Regions from separate parts of the Homo sapiens genome. Here regions 1 and 3 are each linked to region 2. Evidence: chromatin loops called from intact Hi-C (ENCODE). Cell type or tissue: CD14-positive monocyte. All regions are shown on one strand.

Evidence for each region. Hi-C counts contacts between places; a loop is a spot of excess contacts. Peaks named below come from ENCODE experiments on the same cell type or tissue, not always from the same donor. Only the 100,000 strongest peaks of a DNase experiment are listed, where the experiment ranks them.
Region 1: it touches region 2 in a loop (1.8-fold over the local background); 10 of 110 quality-filtered maps call a loop at or near these places.
Region 3: a loop joins it to region 2, with 7 times the contacts of the local background. A loop is called at or near these places in 2 of 110 quality-filtered maps.

What each region holds. Positions count from the first base shown.
Region 1 is chr5:1,508,329-1,516,328 of GRCh38, forward strand. The region is part of intron 1 of LPCAT1 (lysophosphatidylcholine acyltransferase 1); the gene reads right to left. MIR6075 (microRNA 6075) reads right to left here and starts at 2,528; the gene lies at 2,434-2,528. RefSeq lists enhancers at 305-823, 824-1,341, 3,658-4,217, 4,778-5,337, 5,898-6,456 and 3 more and a silencer at 3,446-3,740. In CD14-positive monocyte, a CTCF peak has its summit at 3,793 (motif pointing right); DNase peaks (open chromatin) are centred at 5,563 and 7,993; H3K27ac peaks cover 1,913 bases.
Region 2 is chr5:1,559,926-1,567,925 of GRCh38, forward strand. No RefSeq gene overlaps it. Among named protein-coding and RNA genes, the nearest start is that of LPCAT1, 40 kb to the left of the region's middle. RefSeq lists an enhancer at 5,784-6,765. In CD14-positive monocyte, no CTCF peak of the experiment used is centred here; a DNase peak (open chromatin) is centred at 4,346; H3K4me3 peaks cover 1,164 bases; H3K27ac peaks cover 1,429 bases.
Region 3 is chr5:1,470,117-1,478,116 of GRCh38, forward strand. It overlaps LPCAT1 (lysophosphatidylcholine acyltransferase 1), which reads right to left. Exons shown (of 14, transcript NM_024830.5): 9 at 7,288-7,370; 10 at 4,444-4,569; 11 at 3,841-3,994; 12 at 710-808. Among named protein-coding and RNA genes, the nearest start is that of SLC6A3, 29 kb to the left of the region's middle. In CD14-positive monocyte, no CTCF peak of the experiment used is centred here; DNase peaks (open chromatin) are centred at 4,925 and 7,385; H3K4me3 peaks cover 648 bases; H3K27ac peaks cover 6,670 bases.

The DNA of each region.
Region 1 (8,000 bases), 52 kb before region 2:
TTGATGTCCTGACCCCCAGGACTCCAGAGGGTGACTGTATTTGGAGAAGGGGCTGTTAGAGAGGTGACGAAGGTAAAATGAGATCATCTGGGGGCCCTGAGCCAACCTGCCTGGTGTCCTTATAAGAAGAGGAGATGAGGACACAGACACCCAGGGAGGGACGGCCCTGTGAGGACACAGGGTGAAGGCACCATCTGCAAGCCCAGGAGAGGCCTCAGGAGGAACCAGCCCTGCTGCGCCTCGGTCTCGGACTCCAGCCTCCAGGATGGTGAGACAACAATGTCTGTGGTTTAAGCCCCATCTGAGGCACTTTATTATGGAAGCCGGAGCTGAGAAAGACACTTGACATATGTTTGAAATTTCCCATGATAAAAAGTATAAAAGTGATGACTCTTGGCTTAAATGTAAACAAGGCCATCCAAATGTTGGCCTGGAACTCTCTGGAAGTCTCTGAGTGAAGGCGCCGGTGGTCACAATGCCCAGGCCCAGGCTCTCTGATTTCAGGCAGCTGGCAAACCCCTCCCTCGTCTCTGCCAAGGCCACCAGGGCCGTAAGCAGCCCCAGGCCCCAGCATCACCCGGCGTTTCACAATCAGTGCTGAACTCAAAGACACGAGGTTGCCAGAGAACATGTGGTCCCTCTCGTGTGCACTCACGCCATCGCGGTGCCCGACAGGGGTGCTGCGGTGAGGCCCACCAGGCGCAGGGATGCTGCGGCCCCTCCGAGCCCACTTGTTGGAGATGTCACACTGCAGTGCCCCAGCCAGTGAAGGGGCTCCAATGCACCTGCAACGAGGCAGGGGTGGAGGGGAGGCTGCCCAAAGGATGGCGCCCGGAGACTCGAAGGCCGCGAGGCCGCGTCATCCCGCACAGGCGGCCGGGGCAGATGCTCAGTGCCAGCCACCCCAAGCTCTACGGTTAGCGCGGTGGAGGCAGCTCACAGGAATGCTCCCTCCTGAAGGTGCATCCCAACATTGCTGCTTTAATTATGTGGAAAAAATTATCCCAACTCCACAGGATATGCGACAGTGCGCTTGCAAATCCACGAGAGAACGTGCACTCCTCCCACGGTGAGAGGGCGAGCGGCAGCACACACAGGCGCCTGCTGTCCAAGGTCTAATTTTCTTTTGCTTTTTCCTTTTAGAGAAAGAACAACTTTTGAAAGCACAGCAGTTCTCTCAGGCATCCCATCGGACGGAGCCGGCACTTCCATCAGCAAACACCACCAGCCCGCCCTCGGCATCTGAGAGCTGGAGGGAGCTTCGGGAATCACCCACTCCCGTCCAGCACCCACAGACACAAACCGAGCAAGGCAGCAGCAGGAAACGCCCTCCTTTTCTGTCTCCCCAATCACCAAAACACCTTTATTCATATAACATGACTTCTGGTCCAAACCAAACGCTGCCTTCAAATATGGAATCAGCGATCACGCCCACAATGAATTCTCATAGTTAACGATACTAAAAGCAGACAGGAAATGTGAAAAAGTGGCACCGTGAACCATTGCCGTGGGCTCTCTCTGCACACACAACCACTCTTACCTTTGGAGCCCGAGGCACGGCCCGCACCCCAGGCGCTACAGATCCCAGGTGAGGCCTGCAGGAGGAGGGATGGGCTGCCAGGAGCGCAGGCCACATCACGGGGACGGTTTCATTGGGAGGAACATTTTATGTTTACTGGGTATTCCCATTTCTGTTTGTGTAATTTTCTCATTTATATAAATGTATATACATCTTGTGCCAAATTTATGGTGGGTTTCTTTGTCTTTTTCTCACCCCTGTGAACATCCATTGTCTCCCTGACCTTAGATTTCAGTGAGGTCACACTCTGGAGCTTTTCACCCCCACCCCGTGTGACTGCAGGAGGATCTGCGCCTCCCCGCAGGAACCCCTCTCCCCCACAGCCCGTGCTTACTGCTATCTATAAAGCTGTTTCTTCTTCGCTCTCCCACTCAAATCTAAAATTAAATATAGCTTTTCTAAAACTGAACTATTTCTTTGCAAACCCTCAACCAGCCGTACCGCCTCCCGCCGCTGTCATCTCTACTCCACCGTCCTCACCAGAACCCTCGGCACCATCACCTACCCGAGGCTCTTGCCTGCGAGATGACAGTGTGTTCAGTAATTCCCTTTGGATTTGCAAATCGGCCCCGCAGTCCCACAGCACAGTGATTCTCCTAGACCACTCCATTTACCATTTTCAACCCACTCCAGTCCACGGGCGTCTTACGAGGATGCTGCACGGTGTTGAATGGGATCAAAGCCAGTCTGGTCTTGGCCATGTCTAAACCACGACACCCTGTGACTGGGGAACCCCCATCAACACCCAACCAGCTCCCCTGTGAGCCAGCTTCCAGGATACAGGGACGGCCCTGGGACCGTTGGCACCAGTGTCGTCACTGGGACTGGATGGTAGCATGCAGGTAGCACCCTGGGGTGACACCAATGCCGCCTGGGCCGTGGTGCTGCATCTGTGGGACACTGGAACATGACCTGGAGGGCAGGCAGGCCTGGAGGAGCATGTGGTGTCTCTGGAGCAAGGGCCGCTGCTGGAGGGCAGGCGGGCCTGGAGGAGTGCAGTGTCTCTGGAGCAGGGGCCGCTCTCCGCAGCGTGGGTGGAGGCTGTCTCCCATGGCTTCTGCAGGCCCTGGTTAGTCCTGCTTTCTGGAAACAGCCATGGGGGAGCACACCTTCCTCCTGCGGGGCGTCCCCACCAGCGTCTGAGGGGCACTGGCTCTGAGAAAACCCTGGGCCCCTAAGACGGCACTGAAGCCCCATATCCCAGCAAGAAGAGACCAGGGAGTCACTGCGGTTACTTGCTCATGCCCACGCAGGCCTTTCTGTGGATCTCCACACACAGCACCTCCGACTGCGACCGCACAGCTCCTCTCTTGCACCTGGGCTCACGGTTGGCTCTGCGGGGTTGACCTCCCCGGCGCGCGCTGTTTGTGTGTCCCAGTTACCTAGGTTCTGTAGCAGACGTGGCATCAGAGACCACGTGGCCCCAACCCCTCAGGGGACACCACCTGCACGCCTCGCTCACCCTACGTGGGGACATCACCTGCTCACCTCGCTCACCCTACATGGGGATGCACCTGCTCACCTCGCTCACCCTACGTGGGGACGTCACCTGCTCACCTCGCTCACCCTACTTGGGGATGCACCTGCTCACCTCGCTCACCCTACGTGGGGACGTCACCTGCTCACCTCGCTCACCCTACTTGGGGATGCACCTGCTCACCTCGCTCACCCTACGTGGGGATGTCATCTGCTCACCTTGCTCACCTTACGTGGGGATGCACCTGTACGCCTCACTCACTCTGCCATCAGGACACTGCTTGAATTCCTCTCTTGAACACAGAGCTGCTTCCTGCAGACAGGGTCAGAGAACAGCCAGGGAATCCCTGAGTGGGATCAGGCCACTCCAGTCTTGGTTGGCCAGGAACCGAGCCCCTCCAGGAGGGAGGTCCATCGAGCAGCCTCATGCATCTGCACAGCAAAGCTGTGCATCGTCCTCTGCTCCCAGATGGTGGCACCCTCCTGCTTGCCACTCAGCCAACAACCCCAAGGAGGCAGCCTCATGGCTGGGGATGGCTGTGTTGAGCTGCAGCCCCAGCTGTCCCTAAGCTCTGTGGCTTGGGAGGAGCATCACTTCCCGGTCTCAGCGGGTGTCTGGAGGGTGGGCTGGGTCCTGCTGAGGCCAGGCAAGGAGGCTCCACCTGGGCAGCCCCACATCACCACCAGGACACAGCAGGTGGCAGAGGGCGTACCACACTTAGAGCCCTGCTCATTCGCCAGTAAAGTGAGCCCCACGGCCACCCGGACAGGGCTTGGCAGGCACAGTAGTCTGAGCTCCTGTGTGGCGTGCGGCCCCGTGAGTCGCAGTGGGGCTATGTGCTGGGTGGTGCCACACAGGCAGGCCCTCCATGCCCCATGTCCAATCAGGAAGATATGGAGCCGCTGGGCCGGCCACACCCGCCTTCGGAGTCACTGTCAGCTCTGCATCATCATCCCACGGAGGCTCACAGGGTCACAAGGCCCCGGCCCAAGAGCAGTCCCACACTAGAGCCTCCCTCTCACTATCCCTGAAGCACCCAGTGTCCATGCTTCCCGTAGAATCAAGGGCCATAGACCCCCAACATCTGGGGCAAGCACCCTGCAGTCACTGGAGAAGACACAGCTTGCTGAAGTGCCCACGGGGGGCCACATCTCAGACTTTCAACCTTGTGTACTACAAATGCAGATTCCTGGACACCTTGTGACCTTTGGAATGAGGCTGTGCCCTGTGGGCTGACTCCCTCGGGCCCCCTGAGCTATGTATGGCCCACGCCTTCACCTGGAGTCTTCCTCCCATCGGGGGGCTCTGCTGTCTGGACTAAGCGTTCCCTGACACCCTGGCTCACACCCGTGATGCCAGCACAGGGCATGGTGCTCACACATTGGTGCTGTTGGAAAGTAACCAGTAAAAAGGTGTGTGAAAGAAAACACGCTTACTCATTCTGCAGACAATTCCTGAGCACCTGCAATGTGCACTCTGGACAAATGGTGTCCAGGTGCAGGCAGAACGAGACCGACGGAAACCGCAGCACCACCTGGCTCAGACGGCACAGGTGCAGCCCGTGTAAAGATGGCACGCGCCGGCATCCTGGTGTGGGCCTGCGGGAAAAGGGCGTGGGGTGGAGGTGCAAGCTCAGCTGAGAAATCAGGAGTAGAGAGTGCAGAGCCCCACGGAGGGAGGGCCCAGGCAGGGTGGCTATGTGAGCATCACAGCCGATGCCCCAGTTCCTGCTTCAAGATGACCGATGGCAGGCAGGTGCCGGAGCCGCTCCTCCGGTCCCCAGGCTGGCCTCCGGGTCCTGCCCACATGCTCTCCCAGACAGTCCTCATGCCTCCTCACCCGCAAAGCTCTGCACAAATCCCCCTTCCCTGAAGGGTTTGGGACACCCAGCCAGAGTTCTGTCCCTCTGGTCCCTACATATGACGTCCCCCATGTCCAACCTGCAGCCCCACACTCTAGAGGAGAGATTCCACAATACAGGCTGCAGGCTGGGAGGCCCTTCCATTGCTGCCTGGTGACCCCGAGGGCTCAGCTCCTGCAAGGCCTGGCTCACGGCAGGTGCTCGCAAGAAGAATACAGGAGGGAAGGGAGCAGAAACTCAGAAGTGTAAGCTTCTGGGCTGCACACGTTCCACTGTGGGCACAGGCTAAGCTTCAAAAGCAGAAACTAGCTGCAGATTCCTATTTGGAGGCTGCGGGGACTCGGTTACACCTGACCCATTTCCACAGGCTCTCACCCGTGGGGCAGGACACCCTGCGATTATGTTTCCTCCATTTCCACAGGCTCTCACCCGTGGGGCGGGACACCCTGCGATTACATTTCCTCCATTTCCACAGGCTCTCACCCGTGGGGCGGGACACCCTGCGATTACATTCTCACCCGTGGGGCGGGACACCCTGTGATTACATTTCCTCCATTTCCACAGGCTCTCACCGGTGAGGCGGGACACCCTGCGATTACATTCTCACCCGTGGGGCAGGACACCCTGTGATTACATTTCCTCCATTTCCACAGGCTCTCACCCGTGGGGCGGAACACCCTGTGATGACATTTCCTCCATTTCCACAGGCTCTCACCCGTGGGGCGGGACACCCTGCGATTACATTTCCTCAGAAGGCAGCTTTCAAGGCAAAGCTCCCACGTGCAGAAACGGGCCCTGGAGGTGGGAGTCCCAGGAGCCGTGGAGAAGCTCCAATGAGAACGGGGCCAGATGGGCAGCCCGAGAGCAGAACCCCCACCACCAGCGGCTGGGGAGAGGCTGGAGATGCCAGGGCCCTCCTGGGAGGCACCAGCTTTGTCCTCGAGGCCGAGGGGAGGAGAAGCACAGGAGATGCTGGGCACAAGGGGCCCGGCACAGGCCAGGCACAGGGAGGCCCCAGCCTCATCTGCCCAGTGAGCGATATCCAAAAACAACAAACAGGGTCCACATGCCAGCACTGCAGCCACAGCAGCACGAGGGGCCATCGCAGGTGCACGGGCCTCACAGCTTCACAGAGCAGAGCCATGCCAAACGCTCGCGGTGAAAGGCAGCCTGTTTCTTCAGTACTGTTCCTTCGACAGGTCAGTCCTGAGCCCCAGGCTGTGTCCCAGGACACTGGGAGTCTGCTCCGCACTGGGGGACTCAAAGTCCACACGGGGCCCACAGGTGGTCAAGTGAACCAAACGCCCCACACCCTGACCCCCAGGTGTACATTCTGCACATTTTAATTCCGAGGTTGGGAATGCACCCTACGCCGCCAGGCACGCCGCCAGGCCGAGGTCTGCAGCAGCATTTCACTCTGTTGGTGTCCGAGGACCTCAGGGGCTGTGGACCATGCAGGCGCTGCAGACAGTGATACATCGTGGGGGGCTCAGGAGAAGCAGGCTCCTGGGATCATTCCAACAAAAAGGTCCCCCTGCGTGCTCCGCCAGGACCCCACCTTCCACCTCCAGCCAAAACAGGACCTTCACACATACCAGCACGCTTCCCATTCAGCCCAGGCCCTGAGACAGGCCCTCCGGAGCTGTGGCCCAGGGAAACGCCAATCTCCCCGGACCTCCCGCCTGGTCTGAGTAAAAAGAATCCTGAAATTCAGGATCCGTGGCATTTCTAGCTGCTTGCATTTGTTTAACAAACATCTGCAGAAAGCCAGTGGGGCCCTGGTGGAGAGCACCTCCCAAGCCCCCTGTGGTGGGAGCCCCACCCCCAGCACATCCTGCATCAGGGGATCCTGCTACAAGAAAGAGTCCCCAGCCTGCTGGCCCTTCCTACTCCGAACTGGCCGCAGATACAGGGAGCCCCCCAGCACATCCTGCATCAGGGGATCCTGCTACAAGAAAGAGTCCCCAGCCTGCCGGCCCTTCCTACTCCGAACTGGCCGCAGATACAGGGAGCCCCCCAGCACATCCTGCATCAGGGGATCCTGCTACAAGAGTCCCCAGCCTGCCCGGCCCTTCCTACTCCGAACTGGCTGCAGATACAGGGAGCCCCCCAGCACATCCTGGCCCAAACCCTCAAAAGCTGCAGGAGCCCACAGCCTGCCCTGTACACCCTGCGCCACACTACCCGCAAATACAAGGTCCCCCACCTCCCCCGCCAGCCCAGAACATCCTGGCCCAAGTCCCACCCCCAGCCTGCCCTGTACACCCTGCCCCACACTACCCGCAGATACAGGGGCCCCCCAGAACATCTTGGCCCAACCCCCTGGCCTGCCCTGTATACCCTGCCCTGCACTATCTACAGATACTGGGACCCTCCCCCACCTCCCACTGCCGCCCACACACAACATCCTGGCCTAAGTCCCACCCACTTAGCTGCAGGAGCCCCTGGCCTGCCCTGTACACCCTGCTCCACACTACGGGCAAATACAGGGGGCCCCCCGGAACATCCTGGCTCACCCCCACTCCCCCGAGCTGCAGGAGTGCCTCTGTCCCCACAATTCTGGGTCTGCGCCACCATCTCCAGGGAGCCCACCAAGCACATCCTGGCCCTGTCCCTGGCTATGGGAGACCCTCCACCCAGGACATCCTGCTTCCCCCAGCTGCAGGGAGCCCCTGGACCACCAGTAACGTCTGTGAGGCAAGGCTGACCCCTGCTCAGCCAGTGGGTAGAATGGGAGTGGGCAGGGGCTGTGGGCCCTGGCAAGTATGTCCACTCCTCTGAGTGCAGGGAGGTACAGAGGTGACCAGCCTGACGTGCAGCTGTGGACACAGAGGGAGGGCTGCTGGGGGCTGGAGGCCACTGCCCAGTGGCAGTTGTGGGGGAGGCAGAAATGACCTGATCGCTCTAAGGTGAGGGAGAGGAGAGCCCACTCTTTACAGAGACTTCCCCAATGGCACAGGCGCCACGTGGTCCTGGGGCCACTGACTGGGCAGACAGCCTGGCACAGGGACAGGACAGGTCTAGCCTGGGATGTGCTGAGCTTGATGGATGCATGGGACCCAGGAGGATGTCACAATGATGAT
Region 2 (8,000 bases):
GGAATCTGACAGAGAAACCAACCCTCACAAGCTTTCGTCGTACGATGGGCCTGGCTTCACTGAATCCTATCTATGAACCTGGAATCTGACAGAGAAACCAACCCTCACAAGCTTTTGTCGTACGATGGGCCTGGCTTCACTGAATCTGCATCTTATGTCACACTTATTGCCAGCAGGACCTGCCTAGTGACATTTAGCTGCCCTTCGAGTGGGCTGGCACCAGATGGAAACTGGACATAAGCTTTCGTGAGAGATCGTGTGCAGTTCCTGAGCTTTGTGTTACCAGATACTGTCTCTTCTCAGATGAGGGTCAAATTGAAATTTCATTACAGAAACCACCAGTCGCCACTGTTGAAGTTCAGAAGGGGTCCACCTAGTAAGGAAGGAGACCACTACTACTCCTGCTGCCCACCTTGCCTAGTTCACAAGACAGGAGGAAAGAGAGAAAGCAAAGAGTTGGAAAGAAACAAAAGTAAGATAAATAGCTAGATGACCTTGGCACCACCACCCAGCCCTAGGAATTAAAAAATAATAATAACATCAACCCCTGACCTAAACTACTTGTGTTATCTGTAAATTCCAGACGTTGTATGAAAAAGCATCGCGAAACTTTCTGTTCTGTTAGCTGATGCATGCAGCCCCCAGTCACGTTCCCCACGCTTGCTCGATTTGTCACGACCCTTTCACGTGGACCCCTTAGAGTGTAAGCCTTTAGAAAGGCCAATAATTTCTTTTTCAGGGAGCTCGGCTCCTAAGACGCAAGTCTGCTGATGCTCCCGACTGAATAAACCACTTCCTTCTTTTTTTTTTTTTTTGAGACAGAGTCTTGATCTGTCACCCAGGCTGGAGTGCAGTGGCATGATCTCGGCTTACTGCAAGCTCCATCTCCCAGGTTCACATCATTCTCCTGCCTCAGCCTCCCAAGCAGCTGGGACTACAGGTGCCCACCACCACGCCCAGCTATTTTGTATTTTTAGTAGAAAGGGGGTTTCACCATGTTAGCCAGGACGGTCTTGATGCCCTGACCTCGTGATCCACCCATCTCAGCCTCCCAAAGTGCTGGGATTACAGACATGAGCCACTGCACCCAGCCAAACCTCTTCCTTCTTTAAGCTGGTGTCTGAGGAATTTTGTCTGCGGCTCGTCCTGCTACACTGGGATAGCCTTTCCTGGATCCATGAAATGAGAATTCAGTGAGTCAACTTTCAGGGTAACAGGATTTTAAGACATCTTCATTTATGTAAAAGAAATCCCATTCACAAACATTCCATTTTCAGTAACTGTGTTAATTGTAAATGACTCTTGTACAGTCACTAGAGCAGGCATCGCAAAAACATTGGTGCCTCGTTTTCTCATTGATAAATATGCATGAAAGTCGTCTGTTTCAACGATGCAGACAAAGATACAATGTTCCCTAATCCAGATTACATCTTTTAGCCTGCTTGATGGATTATCACTAATTAGATTTATTCTTAGTTTTGTTACATGCAAATTTATCTCAGTGAAAAATAAACTCAACTAAATACTGTTCTTTACTTGCTCTCTTGGATAATAAGAATGTGGAGGGAAGGGTGAGGTTGCAGTGATGTGGGGATAAGGGGAAGGCGGAGGACAGACCTGGACCTGGCAGAGGAGGAAGAGGAGGAGGACGAGGTGAGAGAGGCCCCTCATCTTCCCTGGTGTCGTGCACGCGACCTCAACTCTCGGCTCCTGTGGTCTGGGTGGTTCCTGGGTGCACAGAGAGCCTGGGACAGAGGTCCCAGGGACAGAAAGTCCTTGTTTCAGAGGATCCAGGGTGACTGTGCAGTGAGTTTGCAGCAGCTCACCCAGCATGTTGGGGGACGGCAGGGCTGGGTCCCTTTCTTGGGTTGCAGCTTTTCCAGGTCATGACATTGGCTCACTGAGCACAGCTCACACAGTGGAACGGCCAAGGCTCCAGGAACACGGCTGGGCACTGGGTCATTCCGTGTTTGGGAAAATATCTTTCTTTTCACAAGGAATGTGGCATACATGCACACACACACACAAACTGATTAACACACATATATGCATAAACTAATAAACACATATACACACGTGCACACACTCACATATTTACCAACATACAAACATGCATACACTCACACACACACACACACCGACACACACATATGTAGAAATTCATAACAGACACACACCAACACATGACCATACATCTACAAACTTATAAACGCACACACACACACACATCGACACTCATACATACAAATTCATAACACAGACACACACCAACGCAATACCATACATCTACAAACTTATAAACACACACACACACATCGACACTCATACATACAAATTCATAACACAGACACACACCAATGCAATACCATACATCTACAAACTTATAAACACACACACACACACATCGACACTCATACATACAAATTCATAACACACACACCAACGCAATACCATACATCTACAAACTTATAAACGCACACACACACACATACATACAAATTCATAACACAGACATACACCAACACAATACCATACATCTACAAACTTATAAATGCGCACACACACACACACACTGACATACATACAAATTCATAACACAGACACACACCAACGCAATACCATACATCTACAAACTTATAGACACACACACACACACACATCGACACTCATACATACAAATTCATAACACAGACACACACCAACGCAATACCATACATCTACAAACTTATAAACGCACACACACACACCCCAGCAATACATGTGTGTTAATCTGTTTGTGCTACTATAACGAAATGCTTCTTGCTGGGTAACTGATGAAGAACAGGTTGTTTTCTTGCACAGTTCTGGGGGCTGTGAAGTCCCACATCGAGGCACCAGCCTTAATCCACCCTCCGCCCTCATGACCTAAGCTCCTCCCAAAGGCCCCACCCCCAACACTGTTGTACTGGATATTAAGGTTCCAACACATGGATTTTGGGGGACCCATTCAGACCATAGCAGCATTCATACACACAAACTCTTACCCTTGAAAATTAAAACCCTCACACTGAACTGAGGTCCTGAATCCTCCTCTCTGTTCCAGACTCCACTCAGCTCAGCCTCAGCCCCAGGACTCCTTGTTCCCAGGGAGTTCAGTTCCCCGCAGCAGCTCCAGCTGGGCCTCCTCGCCCGGAATGGGCTGGGTCGCTCCAGGGCCTCAACGTGCTCGGCCATCACCACGCTTTAAGGGGTCTCAGGAGGTAGCAGGATGCATCGTGCCATTGGTCACGCAGGCTGCACGCTCCTCAGCCCCTAGAGCAGCGGTCCTAAACCACACTCTGTGCCAGCCGCAGGCCGGGTGAGCACAGAACAGAGGCAGCTCTCGGGACGAGAAGGAAGCTTTCTGGAAATGCCTCCCTGGCTGAGCCTGGTCAAGCGGCTGCGAGCCCACACCAGGCAGCTTCCAGGGCCCAGGAACTGATGCCACATTGGGGACCCCTCCTGTCAGGAGGCTGATGCGGCCCCACACGCTGGCTGGCCACGTGCGGGAGGGTCTCCGGGGGCTGCTGCCTCATGTCTCTGCCTCTGCTTTTCTGGAGGACAGCCCCTAGACAGGCTCCTGAGATGTGGCCGCTGCTGCTGCTCCCCTCACTCACTGGAAGCGCATGGTCTGGAGCTCACCCCAGAATCCTTGGGTGGTTTTCACCCACAGCCTGTAGAAAAGCCACATGGATTCAAGGCCATGCCTCTGCACCATGTCCTCTGTCCCTGAAGGCAGAGGGGACTTGGAGCTGGCCCCAGCATGGCCATCCCAGCTGTGCCCAGGAGCCACCTTCTCACACCCAGTTGAGGGCCTGGTAAAGCAGCACCCCCAGCAACAGCTATACAAAGAGCCCCTCTGGCCAGCCCTGCCCCCCACCTTTCCTTGTGGAGGGTCCTCAGGTCCAAGGTCCTCAGGGTTTTGCTAAGGCCCGTCGGGGGCCCTGCTCTGCAGAAGCAGTCTCCTCCTGTGGACAAGGCTACCGGCACTCACAATGCCAAAAAGCAGCAGAGCCTGCAGGCCACAGAAGCCACGAGCCAGGGCAGCTGCAGGCACTCACCTGGTGACTGGCACCCTGGCCCACCGGCATCCGAGATTCTCCTCCGCACCTCCCCCTGTCCTCCTCACCTCCCCTATGTCCTCCTCACCTTCCCCCACAACCCCATCCTCTGGGCTGTGACTTCCCACCCTCTGGGTCCTGGCACAGTGTCTGGCCTCCCAGAGAGGGGTGAGGTTGAGAGAGGCTGACAGGCGTCTCCGACATGAGTCAGCCCATTCAGTTCCTTTTCCAGGGGCCACACTGAGTCAGCCCATTCGGTTCCTTTTCCAGGGGCCACACTGAGTCAGCCCATTCGGTTCCTTTCCCAGGAGCCACACTCGAAGTCACAAGAGCCTTGACATGTTGCGGTGACCGCCTGCTGCCGGGGCTGACTGGCTTGTGACCCCGGCACCTGGAGGCCTGTCTCAGATCCAACCCATCCTGCCCACCACATTTTCTGGACAAACCCTTGTCCCCAGGGAGACAGTGGCTACTGGTCCCTGAGTTTCTCAGGGAGTTGGGCCTGCCCCTTGGGATCTGGAGGCCCCTGCAGTGTGGGGAGGAGGGGCCGCTCCTGGTGTCACAGGGGAGGGAGCTCAGCAGGCAGGGGAGAACCTCGCAGAGGCTCAGAGCTGGGATGGGACGGGCAACGTGCGGCTCTTCAAAGGTGACTGTGGCTGTTTGTTCATTTCAGAATATCCCTTAAGCCAACTCTCTCCAGCAGGTGAATTATAGAATCAACACAGTGCTTGAAATATCTAAACCTTTGAAGAAATCCCTAAAAGGATGACATGAAAGTATTAAGTTTATTTTAATCAATTCCGCTAAATATGTGGATGGATAGAGGCCATGTTTTAAGACAACCTCCAGCAAATTAAGGTGAACAGTTCTGCAGAGTAATGAAGATCATGCCTAGAGTATACCTCCGAGGTCCTGGGAGTCCTGGGCACAGGCGGGACCCAGAGGACAAGGGTGAGTCCATCCACAGGCGGGTCTGTGCACTGGTGAACTTAGAGAGTGCAGGATGTTCCCAGTGTTGTCTGGATTTCCAGGCTTTGCTTTGCACCTTGCCTCCCTCTGGCCCTCTTGCTCCTGGCCTGGCTCCGGCTGCCCCTCCATGCAGCGCCGCCCTCTGTGCAAGGCTCTGAGTGGGGCTGCCTGGAAGAGGAGCCCAAGGCCTCCTCACCCCTCCTGGAGCCGGTAGCTGGGGGTCCCACCCAACATCGCCCTGTGGCATCTGCCCAAACGCCCCATGGGCATCCTGCCTCCCTGCACCTGGTGAAAGTTCTGTGGGAGGCGCTCTCCATTCCTGCCAGGTCTTTATCATACCATGCTCTGGGCAATGTTTTTGTTAAATAAGATAACATGAGCCCTCTCCAAGTTACCTGTCCTGCAGGGTGCAGGGTGGCGACTCATGCCCAGGCGAGTGACCTTCACCAGCCTGTCCTGGATTAGCCGGTGACTATGCAAGACATCCGATTGTGCAGCTTAGAGCCAGAGCTGCTGTGCAGGGTGCTGCCCCCGAGCCATCCCAGCGCATCCTGGCGTGGAGCAGGGTCACGGCTGGATTAAGGGGAAGGTGAAGTGGGGTCAGTGCCCTGCCCCCTGGACACACAGCAGGGGGCTGCTCCTGGGCATGGCCTTGGGACGTGAGGTGCAACTGGCTACGCACACTGGCCAGGGGAGGACCCCTCTTCGCCTCCACACTGCACGCCCCTTCCCTGGTTTTCCTGCTTTTGCTTCCTGACCTGTGTCCGCCAGCACACACCCATCAGCTGGAGGGCAGAGGAGCCCTCTCCCCAGTAAGGACTCACCCAGGCCGAGGAGCCCAGGTGGACAGCAAGGTTGCCATGAGCAGGGACCGTCCTGAGTCCAGTCCAGTCCCCCCTAGGGGCATGTCAGCCTGGTGGGCAGAGCTCTGTGCCCTTGAGGCCCACCAGGTTTGGAGGCTGGACAGGTGAAGACACCCCGGTGCCATGTGGCTGAGTGGACGTGGCAGGCAGAGCGAGGACAGAGGGAGGGGCACGTGCTAGTGCCAGAAGGAGGCTGCCCACGGCCAAGTGGCCGACACTGGTCTTCCCAGCCAGCATGGAGAGTGCCAGAGGCATCGGGTGGCCCCTGGGGAACGCAACTGGCCAGACAACGGGCTGAAGCCAGGGAAGGCCTGGGCGCCTGCCAGACCACCCTGGCACTTCCTGTCACTGTGGCCTCCACTGCTGCATACTGGGCCCCCAGGGTGCCACGACCATGGCCATGGCCAGCCCCGGAGGATGGCCAGGGGCGGCCCACACTGTGGGCTCATGTCCCCTGTCCTGGAGGCAGCAACCGTGTGCCGGGACCCACCTCAGGGGAGGCTGTCGGGGGCAGGGGGGTAGGGCTTTAGATGCAGGTCGAGGGACCCACCTGGCCTCCAGACACACACTTTGGGGAATTCCTCTCACTCACTGGCTTGTGTGGCTGGGCAGTCTTGTCTGTGTCTTGCCATGTGGGACGGGACCAAGAACCCTGGGCACCAACTCACCGTCAGCCAGCCACCTCCCCGTAGCTGGCGGTGCAAACCTGACTGGAAGGCACCAGCTGTTGTGATGCCCAGAGCCGGGCTCAGGAGGCCTCTCCACCTTTCTCTCAGGCTCCCTGTGCAGTGCAGCCTGACTCTGAAGGGGGCTGCAGGCATGGCTTTCCCAGCACCCACAGCCCAGCTCATTTTCCCTGCCTGGGTGATGCAGGGTGTGTGTGGCTCTGTCTTTTTCTGAAGCTTTGGTGCTGGCTGATTCAGCTCATCATAAAAGGCTTGAAACACTGGTTTGGGAGAGTGCCTGTGGACCTCCCCTCGGACTAAAATAGCAACTTGGGGGTTTAGCCCTGTCCCATCAATCCCCAGGCCTACATGTTCTCCTTTCTTCCAGTGGGGGTCTAGGGGATTAGAGATTATTAGTTCTAGTGGGTTACAGTGACCGGCAGCACAGGAGAGATTGGCTTCCCCTTTTTGAAGGTGAACTGGGTCTTTTTTGTCCTTTTTTTAAGTAGCCTAAATAACACATGGCCAATAGGCACAATTTTCACAGATCCTTGACTTATGACAAACATATTTATTTTTTACTGTGTAGCTCTTTTCCTAGTTAAGAGAACTCCATTTTAATTCTAGCTTGTTACCATTAATGGCTGCACAAGCATCAAATTTTAAAGTTACTTGTTTGGGAATTTCTTTTTCTTCTCTTCTAGTTATTATTTTACTTGTATCGCCAAGGAAAGGACCAGTTTTTTATTTTAAAAACGGTGGTCGCAGGGGGCTTGGATGGGTTATAACACCCATCAGATTGGTCATTTCCTGGGCTACGTACCTTGTACTGTGACATTATACAAACAAGTTCCTTTTGATGTTCCTGTACATTTATAATAACTATAGAATGAAGGGGACCAGCCCCTCCACACCTGTGGGTATTTCTCATCAGGCGGGATGAGAGACTGAGAAAAGAAATAAGACACAGAGACAAAGTATAGAGAAAGAAAAGTGGGCCCAGGGGACTGGCGCTCAGCATACAGAGGACCCGCACTGGCACCGGTCTCTGAGTTCCCTCAGTATTTATTGATTACTATTTTCACTATCTCAGCAAGAGGAATGTGGCAGGAGAACAGGGTGACAGTGGGGAGAAGGTCAGCAAGAAAACATGTGAGCAAAGGAATCTGTGTCACAAGTAAGTTCAAGGGAAGGTACTATGTCTAGATGTGCACGTAGGCCAGATTTATGCTTCTCTCCACCCAAACATTTCAGTGGAGTAAAGAGTAACAGCAGCATTGCGGCCAACATGTCTCGCCTCCCACCACAGGGTGGTTTTTCTCCTATCTCAGAATTGAACAAATGTACGATCAGTTTTATACTGAGACATTCCGTTCCCAGGGGAAGGCAGGAGACAGAGGCCTTCCTCTTTTACTAATCCTACT
Region 3 (8,000 bases), 90 kb before region 2:
AGTCTGGCTAATGTGAGTCACACCCTGTGAGAAGCCTTGGTAAAGTTGTGCCTCTGTACAGGCAAAGCCGGCCCAGCTCTATCCCAGATGAAATCCACATTGGTGCTGCTGGAGCCTCAGAATAGGCCAGGCCAAACCCTCAGGGTTACCTGGCCTCCCGCCCTCCAGGCCTGACCCAGACCCCACTCAGCCCCCAGGGAGCAGCGACTCCCTGTGGTGAGGCAAGTCCTGAGGGCTTCCCAGGAGTCTGCAGCTGGGCTGGGACCCCAGACTCCCCCAGTGGTGATGACTGGGCTCTGACATGTTGTAGCCCCTGGGGTTAGCTGAGGTGGGCAGCTCCTAAGCCGTGCTTTCTTCACCAGTCCAGTCTGAGGGGGAGAGAGGACAAGGTGTGTGGCCCCTGTGTTAGGTGCCCTGTAGTGTGTGATGGTGTGTGACACCACCAGCCCCACCCAGGTGCCCCAGGACCCAGGAAGAACCTCAGCCATGCTTTCTGATGAGTGTGGATTGCTAATCCAGGAAGAAATAAATCTGGGAGTTTTCTGGGCATTTTACAAACAACAGCTAGCATAAAAAGCTTACGTAAAAATAGCAGTTGGGCAAATGATCAATTAACTGATATTATAAGGAACTAGAGAAATGAACAATGGTGCTGACGTGACTGCACCGCCCTGTCCCCCAGTCAAACCCATGTGAACTCTGCACTCACCTTGAAAGCCAGCTGGATGGTGTCCAGGGTCCGGGCCGGCCGGCAGACGACAGACAGGGCAACCACACACTCTCGCAGGTCCACCTCGCCGCTGCCGCTCTGTGGGGAGAGACGCTCTCAGCCACAGCTCGGCCGCCTTCGGCACTGGAGAAACGCCAGGGTTTCCCATGGGTGCTGGTGTTAATTAAAGGCCAGTCCCACTCTCACTCGGGAACATCTGCCCATGTGAAAAGGGAATCTTGGAAGGACATTCCACCAAGTGGGTTCTCCAAGGTCACTGTGCTGTGTACACTTCTTGGGGCCATTACAGTGACTTCCCAAAGTTCACAAGGCTGCCACAGGAAGCACCTCAGCAAAGCACACGCGATGCAATGCCTGCCACCTGCCAAGACCTGCATTTGAGAATACCCCCTAAGCACCAAGGCTGATTCTGGGCTCTAGGAATTTGGTCTGTTTATGGCAACCCATTCATCCTGCAGAAAGAAGGTGAACCCGGAGCTGTGACGTGGAGCTAAACAGCAGCCCGGGCCAGCTGTGGAAGCCAGTCAGCCCCGCGCTGACCATTCTCAGTAACTCCTCACACCCAGAGTCTCCAGGGACATGCTGATGTGAGTGAGCAGGGTGGTGAGAGGCACAGGTGGGGGCTGACAGGGTCTGCACTTCTGATGACGATGGGGACAGTCTGCACGTGGCTGCAGGGTGTGCCCAGGCCACAGGAAAGAACCTCCCAGGTCAGGGCGGGAGGAGGTGAGGAGCACCCTGGACAGGGGGAAGACTCTCTGGTCAGACAGCAGGAGATGAAGGGCAACCAGGAGTGGAGGGAGGACTCCCTGGTCAGAGAGCAGGAGGAGGTTCCAGGAAGAGAGCAGCAGGAGCATCCAGGGGTAGAGGGAGGGCTCCCAGGTTGGAGAGAACAAGAGAAGGTGGGGAGCACACAGGATAGGGGGGAGGACTCTGGCCAGACAGCAAGTGAGAAGCACTCAGGACAGGGGGAGGACTCTGGCCAGAGAGCAGGAGGTGAGGAGCACCCAGAGGCAAAGGAAGGACTCCCTGGCTGGAGAGAGCAAGAGAAGATGAGGAGCACCCAGGAGAGGGGAAGAATTTTGGCCAGAGAGCAGGAGGTGAGGAGCACCCAGGACAGGGGGAGGACTCTGGCCAGGCAGCAGGAGGTGAGGAGCACTCAGGAGCAGAGGGAGGACGCTCTGGTCAGAGAGCAGGAGGAAGTGAGGTGAGGAGCACCCGGGGCAGAAGGACTCCCTGATCAGAGAGCAGGAGATAATGAGCACCCAGGATGGGGGAGGACTCTGGCCAGAGAGCAGGTGAGGAGCACCCAAGGGCAGAGGGAGAACTCTGGTCAGAGCAGGAGGAGGCGAGGTGAGGAGCACCCAGGGGCGGAGGGAGGACTCCCTGTTCAGAGAGCTGGGGGTGAGGAGCACCCAGGGGCAGAGGGAGGACTTTGACCAGTAGTTGCCCCTCTACGCTTGTGTCAACCACAGGCTGTAGGTGCTAGGGGTGAGACGCACACAGGTCCCTGAAGGTCTTCTGAGGGAACTGATAGCTTTCTTTGTGCTACGCCACACCCCTTGCAAGGCATGGGGTACTGGGACTGGGGCTTGGGTGTCTGGCAGGTGGAAATGACTACAAGTCCCTGGCTCTGGGAAGGTCTCGGGCTGGGGGTCTGAGGTCCTGGGTGTAAATGGAGAATACTCCTATCTCATAAGATCATGTGCATCTGAAATTGCAGAAAATAAAAAATTAACTGCACAGTGTCATAAGTTACCTCGGAACGCTGCCTGTGAAACCAGGAATGCTGCCTGTGAAACCAGTATTCACCATTTCACGTTTCAATTCCAACACTGTGGTAAAGCGCCTGAGTGCAAACGCAGCTGCAGATGTGGCACGGACACCAGGAGGGACTCGCATCCGAGACGCTGTTTGCAGCTGCCTCGTAGTAGAGGGCCCGCGGCTGGGGGCCCCTTACGGACACTAGGCAGGACTCGCATCCGAGACACTGTTTCCAGCTGCCCTGTAGCAGAGGGCCCGTGGCTGGGGGCCCCTCTGGTGCGTGTGGGAGAATGCCCTGAGCCACGCACTGTGATCCTTGGTTCACACTCTGCATACTTGCGGGGCAGCCTCCTTCCCCTGTCCTGGGTGCTCCTCATCTTCTCTTGCTCTCTCCAACCAGGGAGTCCTTCCTTTGCCTCTGGGTGCTCCTCTCTCCTCTCTCCTGCTCCTCCTGCTCTCTGGCCAGAGTCCTCCCCCTGTCCTGAGTGCTCCTCACCTGCTCTCTGGCCAGAGAGGCCTCCTGCCAGCCCGGGTTCCACCCAGGACTGCACTGCAGCTGCTCCGTGTTGGTGCAAAACATATATGGTGCTGTCACACGGGACATCTCATGCTGTCACGGGACAGTCATGGCTGAAGGAGCCTTCTACACACACCCTGGCGTATCACCAGCTCCTCCAGGACCACAGTGTAAGTGTCCATGCTGTGACACTAACACCCAGAAAAGACCAGGATTGGCTGACCTGTGGCTCGCCGTGGCAGCCTGTCCCGCCCCTGCGTGCCACCTCGCACCTTCCTAAAACCCCGAGGCTGCCCGCCATGTTCAGGGCCACCTGGTGTGACCGTGGATGCCTCATCAATTACGACGAGGACCTGGGGATGACGTGCGGAGGGCAGAGGGGAGTGGGCGGCTGCACCAGGAGGAAGCCCTCCCACACCCACAGGCTGGCGGGGAGCCTCTAAGCCGATCATAGAGGACGGGCGTGTTATTAGAAACTCTGACGCTGCAAAGAGCAGCTCTGGTGAGCAGGGGACCCTGCAGGGGGTCCCTTGGAGACCCCAGGCTGGGTGTCACAGTTTGATATTGTTAGACTCCGTAATCACACTGAAAAACCCCAAACCACAGGCACATTCATCAGTGAAGGGTAATTTAAACGTCAAATGTGTACGCGTATTTAAAAGCATGGAAGGAAATACCTCAAAATGATAGGGTGGGGTGGTGATGGGTGGTTTTCCTTCTCTGCTTTCAAATTCATGTGAAAATATATTTATATTAGAATGAGAACAATTTATGCTTCAAAAAGCAGGAGGTTTTGCCGACACCCCGCTCCGCAGGCGACAGGCCCTACCTCGTCGAACAGTGAAAACATGTCTTCCAGCAAGTCAGAAACGGGGACTTCCAGGGAGGCGGCAAACTCCGCAATACCTATCTTCTCTCCTCCCTTCATCCTGGCTCTTTCTGAGTATCTGTCCAGATCTTTTTCAAGCTTTTCTGGTTTTAGCCTAGACAAAAAAAGAGGGAAAGCTTTCTTTTTCAATAAAATGGTGGCATGCTAACACCAGATTTACTTCTAAGACTCATCAAAATATTAAAATTGACAGAAGTAGCAGCAAGCTAGTTTTCAAGAAAAGGCATTCTCCTAATTGGAAGGTGCGAGATGTGTTCTGTCCAAGTGTCAAGCCAGGTGCCTGTGCCCCTGAGACCCGTTCCCTTCCCAGGGCAGATGTGGCAGGACACAGGGTGGCCCTCCTGGGGCGCCGTCCACAGACAGCTGATGCCAGCATTAAGGGATTGAAAGACACTATGTGGGCTTAAGTTGATATTTGAAAAAAGCCAGAATAATTAATAATTATCTCCTCAGTTCCCCTCCCTGCAACCCCAGGCAGCCCCCGCCAGACCTCGGCATCACGGGTTCTAGCTAATGCTCAAGGAAGAAGAACCAGGTACTCACCCGAGGCCCCGCACGAGCCTGGCAAATTCTAAAAGGCAAGTGTCAGCGGGGAGACGGAGCTGTCCTTCCGCCAGGGCCAGCTGGCAGTCCTCGAACGTGTAGTCAGTCACGGAGACACCCAAGGCCCTACAAGGAGGGCAGCACCCCCGTCAGCCCAGCCTCGTGGCAGCCAGTTCCCACCGCCCCACCAGAATAACCGCCGATGGCTCAGGGGAGAGGAGGGCTGAGGAGAGGCAGTGAGACAGGGGAAGGGCCAGTTGGTGGGGCAGTCACACATTCATCGATCAGCTTCACCTCTCGTGGGTGCTCTGAAACGATGACGGCAGCCACACCAAAGGTCACTGACACAGACTGCCATCACGTGAGAATCGTGAAAAAGTTTGAAACAGCGTGAGAATTACCAACATGTGACGTGGAGACACGAAGTGAGCTCATGGTGCGAGAATTACCAACATGTGACCCAGAGACGCCAAAGTGAGCTCACAGTGCTGGAAAACGGTGCTAATAGGCTTGCTCAACACAGGGTTGCCACAAACGTGAAGCAACTGTCTGTGAAGCACAGGATGAAGCAGAGTGAGGCGGGCTGTGCCCTCACTCCCAGAGCTGCTCTGACCGTGCCGTGTGTGCTCAGGTGATGAGAAATCGGTGCCTCTCTAGTCCTAGTTGAGAGCCGCTGAAGTTCCCCTTGGCAAACTTAGGCATCATCATTTGGAACAGGAGAGTCTCAGGCTATCCACAGGAAAGGACAAGGCCCAACTGAGCGGCTGCCTGTGAAGCTCACAGCAGTCCTGGCCCCGCCACGTGTGACTCCAGGTGAGCCAGGGACCAGGAGCCCTGGCTGGGAGAACCACCCACCTCCGCCAGCCACACCTGGGGCCATCCCCGGCCTCTCCTGATGGCCCGTCCTGGGTGGCACCTCTCTCCAGGCCAGCACTGCACACGTGCCATTCAACTCAGAACCCCAAATGACTCAGAGGCGAGCCCCATCCCAGATGAAAACCAAGGTCGAGGAAGGATGTGTGCGCTCTGCCACCCTGGGGTGCCACCATCCTTGCAGCGGGCAGGGGAGGAGAACGTGCTTCCAACACTGCCTCCTAGGACCCACTACGGGAGTGGGAAACCAGCCGGGAGGAGGCGCTGCCAGGGTCCCTCTGCTCATGATCAACTCCACTCCCCGAGTGGGGCTGCACGGCCCCGCCCAGGCCCAGGAGTCCGAGGCTGCTTCTCCCTCCCATCTCCACTCCGAGTGGGGCTGCACGGCCCCGCCCAGGCCCAGGAGTCCGAGGCTGCTTCTCCCTCCCATCTCCACTCCGAGTGGGGCTGCACAGGCCCCGCCCAGGCCCAGGAGTCCGAGGCTGCTTCTCCCTCCCATGTTCCTTGGTGGGGGGTTTTGCTGACGGTGGCAGACCCTCCAACGGCCCTGATGTGATGAAACATGGTTCCCGGTAATTTGGAGTGGGGTTTTAAGAGAATTCTGAATTACTACAATGGAAATGGCAGCACTCTCGTACCCTAAAAAAAGTACAAGTTCCTCGGAGTCTGTTTGAAATGGAGGGTTCTAAAATAATCAGTGAGGCCCACAGGCGATCTCTCCTTGAGCGCTGTAAAATCTGTTCTCTTCCTCCTAAGTCCCCAAAAGTAGCCAGTATTGGCAGCAGTCCGGAGCACAGGTGCTGGGCTTGGAGGTGGGAATGCATTCCCCTGGCTCGGCGCCTACTCAGCTTTTTGTATTGTTCAGAGCTGCCTGTGGTGGGGGTTGAGTGGAGCTTTGCGGGACAGAGACTGCCGGGCCCATTTCTACCCTCGGACACATGCTTTGGGAGGGAGAGGATGGGAACGTGAGGGAACGGGCCGCCCAGCTGAATCTTCAGGGTGTCAGCGGAGTGTGAACAAAGTGGCTCGGAGGTCAGAGCCAGGCACACTCTGATGGGCCCGGCCGTGGCTGTGTTCCCCTCTGGGCTCTCTGGAGAGGCGAGTTCCCAGCCATGCCCCGACCTGCTGCAGCAGGAGCCTGGGGGTGGGGCCGGTGGACCGAGGCTGATGTGGCTTCCAAGTGGCTCCTGCAGCTCAGGTCTGGCAGCCGCCCGGTGGAGGGGAGGCTCTAGCTCCACTGGACAGAGCTTTGCAGGAGGAAGCACTAGGGAGGCATTCACGTGGGGGTAAATCCAGGTGGGAGGACCTGGTTGCAAGGACAAGTGTGGGGGGAATGGGACCTGAGGGATGGAAGGTGCTGAGGGAGGGAGATGGGGAGGGCGTGTGAGCTGACGACACCGAGGGAGGGAGAGGGGGAGGGCGTGTGAGCCGACAGCACTGCCGGCCATGCAAGCAGGGGACCTGGGACCATGGGAAGCGAGGACATTCCCTCTTCCTAACTGCATGCACGACAACTGTGTAAGCAGCACAAGTCACCTTACAAGATTAAATGTGCAACCACCACTCCACTCTGCCAGATAGAGTAAGGGCACCGGTAAGTATCACACAGGCAGATGAGCAAAGGTAGGCGTGGAGGCCGCCGCACAGATGTGAAGTTGGCCCAGGCCAGCGCCCCGCTGGCTCATTTAGGGCACAGGAAACATAGGACCTGGGGTGACCAACGGCTGCAGGCAGGTCTGGAAGAACCAGTCATGCATCTTCCCAACGTCAAAGAGGGTGAAATGCCATCAGAGGGAAACAAGGGGCGCACAGCACAAGGCCAAGCACGCTTCACCAACATGCATGAAGCTGGTTCCCGCACTTCTGCAAGAATGCCTTTTCCTAACGCTGTTGCCTATTTTAAATATACAGAGAGCAGCACTCTGGGAGACACCCCTGACTCGGCGATGGGGGAAGGAGCTGCTCACTTACTCGGCCATGACTCGCCGCACGTTGCTGGCATACAGCGCGGGGTTCCTCTTCTCCTCCTCAGAAGGGCTGTACACAGGAAGGAACTGAGCACACAGAGAAGCTGCGTTAGTATCACAAGACGCTGACCTCAGCAACACCACTGTAACGACAACTGGGAGGCTGACAAAATTAAGATCTGTCAAAGTAACGCCCATTAGAACCGTCTTCAAAGTTGTCATGTGCACGTGTGTGTACGCACACACACACCCCCATGATGCATGAACTGCACACGTGTGCACCTGAACACTCACCCTCATTGGTGCTCCCTGGGAGCACCTGCTGCCTACATCAGAACATCTGGCTCTCTGATCTACACTCACCCCCGTCAGTGCTCCTGGGAGCGCCTGCTGCCTACATCAGAACATCTGGCTCTCTGATCTACACTCACCCCCGTCAGTGCTCCTGGGAGCGCCTGCTGCCTACATCAGAACATCTGGCTCTCTGATCTACACTCACCCCCGTCAGTGCTCCTGGGAGCGCCTGCTGCCTACATCAGAACATCTGGCTCTCTGATCTACACTCACCCCCGTCAGTGCTCCTAGGAGCTCCTGCTGCCTACATCAGAACATCCAGCTCCCTGATCTCACAGAGGGGCTTACGCCCATTTCTGACAGCATCAGTTTTGTAATGGGGATAATGCAGCACGTTATTCCTACATTTGGAACAGATTATTG